Regions from separate parts of the Homo sapiens genome. Here region 2 is linked to region 1. A link is a loop called in an ENCODE intact Hi-C map of the cell type or tissue named here. Cell type or tissue: mammary epithelial cell. All regions are shown on one strand. Links, peaks and the distances in the headings refer to the core of each region. The heading gives the core; the rest is flanking DNA. Region 1 has its middle 44 kb from the start of SPOCK2. Region 2 has its middle 38 kb from the start of LINC03139.

What was found. Peaks named below come from ENCODE experiments on the same cell type or tissue, not always from the same donor. Only the 100,000 strongest peaks of a DNase experiment are listed, where the experiment ranks them.
Region 2: a loop joins it to region 1, with 7 times the contacts of the local background. A loop is called at or near these places in 18 of 110 quality-filtered maps.

Annotation. Positions count from the first base shown.
Region 1 is chr10:72,043,052-72,045,961 of GRCh38, reverse strand. No RefSeq gene overlaps it. Among named protein-coding and RNA genes, the nearest start is that of SPOCK2, 44 kb to the left of the region's middle. In mammary epithelial cell, for the core only: a CTCF peak has its summit at 1,457 (motif pointing right); a DNase peak (open chromatin) is centred at 1,001; H3K27ac peaks cover 960 bases.
Region 2 is chr10:71,914,642-71,917,551 of GRCh38, reverse strand. No RefSeq gene overlaps it. Among named protein-coding and RNA genes, the nearest start is that of LINC03139, 38 kb to the right of the region's middle. In mammary epithelial cell, for the core only: a CTCF peak has its summit at 1,416; no DNase peak of the experiment used is centred there.

The sequences.
Region 1 (2,910 bases), core at 234-2,733:
AGCCAGCCTCCTTCCCAGTTGCCCTGCCTCTCCAGAGAACTCTCTACCCTCTTTAATGCCAAAAGCAGTCACTTATTTTCTCCTATGAACACTGGGAAATAGTAACTGACCACATTTTTGGTTTTGCTTTGGTTGCTTGAAGATGTATGGCCACAGTTGTGGCTTACCATGATAAGGGCATAGATCACGCTGGTAGAAGAATGATGAAAAAATACACAATTCTAATACTCAGAGATAAGGACACTTTGAAGTTTGTGGTACAGCCTCCCAGACTACACACATACGTAAAAGTGGGATTTTACAATACATAGAGTTTATACTGTGACTCTTGACTTCTTGGAGGCCATAGTCATTTCAAGAAGGTCATGAGACTTCTAGCTCCCTTTGAGGAAAAATCCTCTTAGGCCTATACATACAAACTTGCCATTAGGTTCTATAAATACATAAGTAGTAAATTAATTAGGTTCTATACCTATAACTTCAGTATTAATCACTGCATAATAAATATTATGAATTGAATTGTGTGGCTATATTGTAATTTATTTAATCAATTCCCTATCATTGAACATTTACATGGCTTCTGATGTTCCTCTGTTTTAAACTATACTCAAAATCTCGACCTGGTGTGGTGGCGTGCACCTATAGTCTCTACTAAGGAGGCTGAGGCAGGGAGACTGCTTGAGCCCAGGAGTTTGAGGCTGCAGTGAGCTAGGATCCCACCACGGCACTCCAGCCTGAGCAACAGAGTGAAACCCTGTCTCTTAAAAAAAAAAAAAAAAGTCATTCTGAGCATTTCATCCGAGTCTTCATTTACACTGGTTGCATCTGATGTGTCCTTGTAGCTGCTTTAGATCTTCTCTGGAACAAGGCAGGGCATGTTTAAATACATGCAGTGTTTTAAAAATGAGAAATACACCTTGGAACTGTCCCTAGCTGTGGCCCCAGGCGGATCCCGGTCCTGCCTCACCCACAGCTCCAGGAGGCCTGCGGAAGCAGGACTGGGCCCTGTTTCCAGGCAGCACGCGTCAGTGGTGCCTGTGATACATGCTGCCTGGCCAGAGAAGCAGTGACTTATGTTGTGGGTTGAGGAAGAACAGGGGCTGTGTGTTCATTCCTGGATTCAGGACCTCGCAGAGCTGGGTGGGGAGGGGGCTGGGAACGTGGCAGAGGCTGGCTGTCGGTCCTGTTTACCTCCTGGATGAGCAGGAGGGGGAAGCAGCTGGCTTCCAAGGGCCAGGGTGCACCAGCCGGCTGGTTCATGTGTCCACAAAGGCGGCCCTTCAGCAGCGGGCAGGGACTGTGTCCTCGTGCCTGCCAGCAGTGTCTGGAGGCTGCCCGTGGAGGTGGGTAGGGCCCAACACAAACAGCCACCAGAGAAAGGGGCCTTTATGGCCAGTGGAGGACGGCTGCTGGACTGCAGGGAGGATGCCAGCACCGTGCGGCCAGGGAAGTGGCCAGCAGGTGCTGCTCCAGGCCGTCCTGGCATGGTTGCACCAGGGCATTTGGGAAGAGGCTGTGTGCAGTGCTATGGGTCAGGGGCTTGTCTGCACTTCCTTCCTTCCTCCCTCCTTCCTTCCTTCTTGCCCTCCTTTCTTTCCTGTCTGTCTCCCTTTCATTTTTTTGTGGGGGGTGGTTCTTTCATCATTTTTCTTTCTTTCTTTTCTTTCTTTTTTTCTTTTCTTTTTTTTTTTTTTGAGACAGAGTCTCGCTCTGTTGCCCAAGCTGGAGTGCAGTGGCAAGATCTTGGCTCACTGCAACCTCCACCTCCCAGGTTCAAGCGATTATCCTGCCTCGGCCTCCTGAGTAGCTGGGATTACAGGCACCTGTCACCATGCCCAGCTAATTTTTGTATTTTTAGTAGAGATGGGGTTTCACCATATTGGCCAGTCTGATCTCAAACTCCTGACCTCAGGTGATTCACCTGCCTTGGCCCCCAAAGTGCTGGGATTACTGGCGTGAGCCACTGCATCGGGCCATGAGCTTCTTTTCAAATGGTGACTGGGCTGCTGATTTTCCTGTTGTCAATTTCCATTGTACATGCCTCTGGGGAACCCTCGTGGAGTAGGGGAGCTTGGTCCTGTTCACTTTCTTGCTGGGTGACACTTTCTTGCACTGATTGTCCATTTCTTCAGGGCTCAAGGATTGACAGTGTCACCTTTCAGGGTTGTTGTAAGGTAGTATCAGCTCGCAAAGCGCCATTGCCCTCAATCATCCTGACCACCTTTGCCTTTCATAGGCCCTGCCTCATCTAATTAGAGCACCCTCGTGAGATAGGGATGGCCGTTTCATCTATATTGCAGATAAGAAAACAGACCCAGAGAGGTTAAGCTGCTTGCCCAAAGTCACCCAGCAAGTAGACAGCACAGCCAGGATCCAAACCCAAGTGTGAGTTCTGAACTCAGCTCCTAACCACAGCGGAACCTCCCCCTCGGCGCCCCGTGTCACCTCTGCACGGATGCTCCCCTGCCTCTATCAGCCCCAGGAAAGCCCCTCTTCTCCTCCTTTCCCCAGAGACCCTTTCTCACCCAGCCTATCTCTCTCCCTTCCCTGCCAGCCCTGCAGGAGAGTGAGGACAGTAGGCTCCTGCCTGCCAGAGCTCACCCCAAACAGCTTCCTTACTGTTCAGCCAAGGAAACTGAGGCCCAGAGAGGGCTAAGGACTCATCCCAATCACACAGCAAATTGGCAACAGAGAACCAGAGCCCAGGCCTCCTGACCCCTTCCTCATTAGAACATTCTTTGCATTCCCCGTAGAGTTCATTGGGAACTGCTGAGGAATCTGTACCAGTTTGACCTGAATATGAAGGCATGTTACTTTCCACCCAAACACTGCTATCAGCTGGGGAAAGCCAAATGCCCCAATTTCTACCCCTTGGAGATATCTTGAGAAGATTCTCTGTTTTTCTGCTGA
Region 2 (2,910 bases), core at 205-2,704, 130 kb after region 1:
TGAAATGGTGTTTGGTTTTCTTTGTGCTGTATTTGTATAAATATGTAATTGGTATGTGTTCCAAAATTACAGGAAACTCTATAATTCTTGTACAACTTAGTGTATGTTATTAGTAGTTATAATTGTTAAGTAAATTGTTGTATGCCACAGAAATAACCAAAATTCCTAGTCAATTGTGGCTTTAATGGAGGCCCAAAGACCTTTTGTCATTCACAGACAATTGCTGTCTTGTTTCAATCCTCTTCAAAAGGTAGTTTTATAATCAACTATAGAACTCTTAACAGGTGCTCTTGAATGCAGATTTCTGATAACTTTGGAGACTGTGACATTAGAATAGAGAAAAAACATTCAGGACTCTCATGTACAGCTGAAATGTTCATGAATACCAAGCAGAACAGGAGTTAATAGCATGGAATAATCTTTCTGACTTTTTGGTTAAAACATTGCTGATCCTTTGTTTTATTTTTCAGAGTCAAGAAAACTTTTAAGCTATTTACAGCTTGTAGCAATTGAATAAAATATATCCCTGTGAACAAAATTTGGAACATACCTGATTTCTCCAAAATTTGGAAGCTATTTGTGAGTATTCTTAATTTATGGCAAAATAGTAATTTACACAAGTGCAATAAGAATCTGTTTTCTTTTGCAACAGGACACAATTTGATAAATTGATTATTTTACCAAGGCTTTGACTGGAATGGTGTGCTTTCCTTTAAGGAATCAAATTTGACTTATAAAGTCAATAAAAGCCCCTTGGGAAAACTGGCCTCATATCTTGTCTACACAGTCCATTTGCAGGGTTCCTGACCTGTGGTAAGTAAAGAATGTCACTTTCTTTTTTTTCCTTTTTTTTTTTTTTTTTTTTGAGACAGAGTCAAGTTCTGTTGCCCAGGCTGAAGTGCAGTGGTATGATCTCGGCTCACTGAAAATTCTGCCTCCTGGGTTCAAGCAGTTCTCCTACCTCAGCCTCCCAGGTAGGGGCTGGGATTACAGGCATGCACCATCACACCCGGCTAATTTTGTATTTTTAGTAGAGACAGGGTTTCACCATGTTAGCCAGGTTGTTCTTGAACTCCTGACCTCAGGTGATCCGTCTGCCTCAGCCTTATAAGCTTGTTGGCTGCTTCTGATTGGTTAAGTTCAACTTCTGTTTTTCTTTAATATAAGCATTTACAAGAAATAGCTTAAGTTCAGTTTTACTTATGTTTGTAAATCAAGCAAGGCTTAGATCATTTATGATGCCGAACTGGTTTTATCTGCTCGGGGATTCTTCAGGCCTGACCTCCATTTCAATTTAACACATACTAGATTCCCTTCTTCCTAAGGAGCTAGGGCTTTATTTTGTGGATTCTGGAGGAGAGGTAGGATGGAAGCTGAGTTTTAGTGAAACAACCTTGACAGGCATATAAAGGACCCCTAGTGTCTTCCTTGAGGCATGACAGCATGTAGCCACATGATCAATCTAAGACAGGCTGCAGAGGAATTCTGCCTCTCTAAAGTGATGGTGCCCAAGAAACAGGGATGGGCTTTACTGAAGGCTGCCTCAGCACCTGAGCCACCGGCCCCCCATGCTGCTCCTCCAGCCTCAGGTTTTTTTTTTTTTTTTTTGAGACAGAGTCTTGCTCTGTCACCCAGGCTGGAGTGCAGTGGTACGATCTTGGCTTACTGCAACCTCCATCTCCCTGGTTCAAGTGGCTCTCCTGCCTCAGCCTCCTGAGTTCCTGGGATTACAGGTGTGTGCCACCATGCCCGGCTAATTTTCATATTTTTAGTAGAGACAGGGTTCCTCCATGTTGGTCAGGCTGGTCTCGAACTCTTGACCTCCAGTAATTCACCTGTCTTGGCCTCCCAAAGTACTAGGATTACAGGCCACCACGCCTGATCCGGCCTCACCTTTTTATAGCAAGCCCCACTCTCAGCACCAACTGGTCTCCTTTGAGAAGTGGTGGTACACTCATATTTCCAGGACGGCCAGATGCAATTTGATGGTGGAAGTGAGACGATTGCAAAAAATCCAAAGGCCCCAGACTCCCTCCCCCATTTTGACTCCACTGCACCAAGTTCTGACCCCTAATTTGCCGAAGAGACTTCTGGCCACAGAGCATCACCAAAATGCAAGTCAAAGGGGCCAACCTAAGGTCTGAAGGTCTGCCAGGGAATTATATAGTACAGGGGTGGCCAGACTCCCAAATTATAGGGCTGCCAGGCTAGCTGGTGATTGGGGTGGATAAAAATAAGCCCTGGCCAAGGTTGGGAGGTGAAGGGGCATCTCCTCTTGGAGAACAGGGCTGGCTACAGACGTGGCCTTAGCAGGACATGGGTGGCAGGGTCACGCCTCTCCCTCTGTCCTGCGTCTCTGCCATTGACAGTCACTTGTCCACAGACAATCAAAGATAGAGGATATAACATGTTAACATTAGTTACTTCTCTTTTCTTCCATCTTTGGGGACTAATTAAAAAACATCTTGGGAAAATATTTTGGGGCCCATTTATAAAGCTTACAATATTGTGTTTTATTCTTAGTATCTTTACTTTTAAAATATGCCATTCCATCTTTGTGAAAATACCAGGAAAAAAAAAATTAAAGTGTGCTAGAAGGGCCAGGCATGGTGGCTCGCGCCTGTAGTCCTAGCATTTTAGGAGGTGGCAACAGAGGGAGACCCCCTCTCTACACGAAAAAACATTAACCAGATGTGGTGGCTCCTGTTTGTAGTTTGTACTTGGAAGGCTGAGGTAGGAGGATCGCTTGAGCCTGGGAGGTCGAGGCTGAGGTGAGCCGAGATCACGTCACTGCACTCTAGTCTGGGTGACAGAGATACCCTGTGTCTGAAACAAAACAAGTAGAATGTGCCAGAAGGGCAGAATTGTGTTCAGAGCTGGCTACCATTGTGTGAAATGGATTGGGAGAAA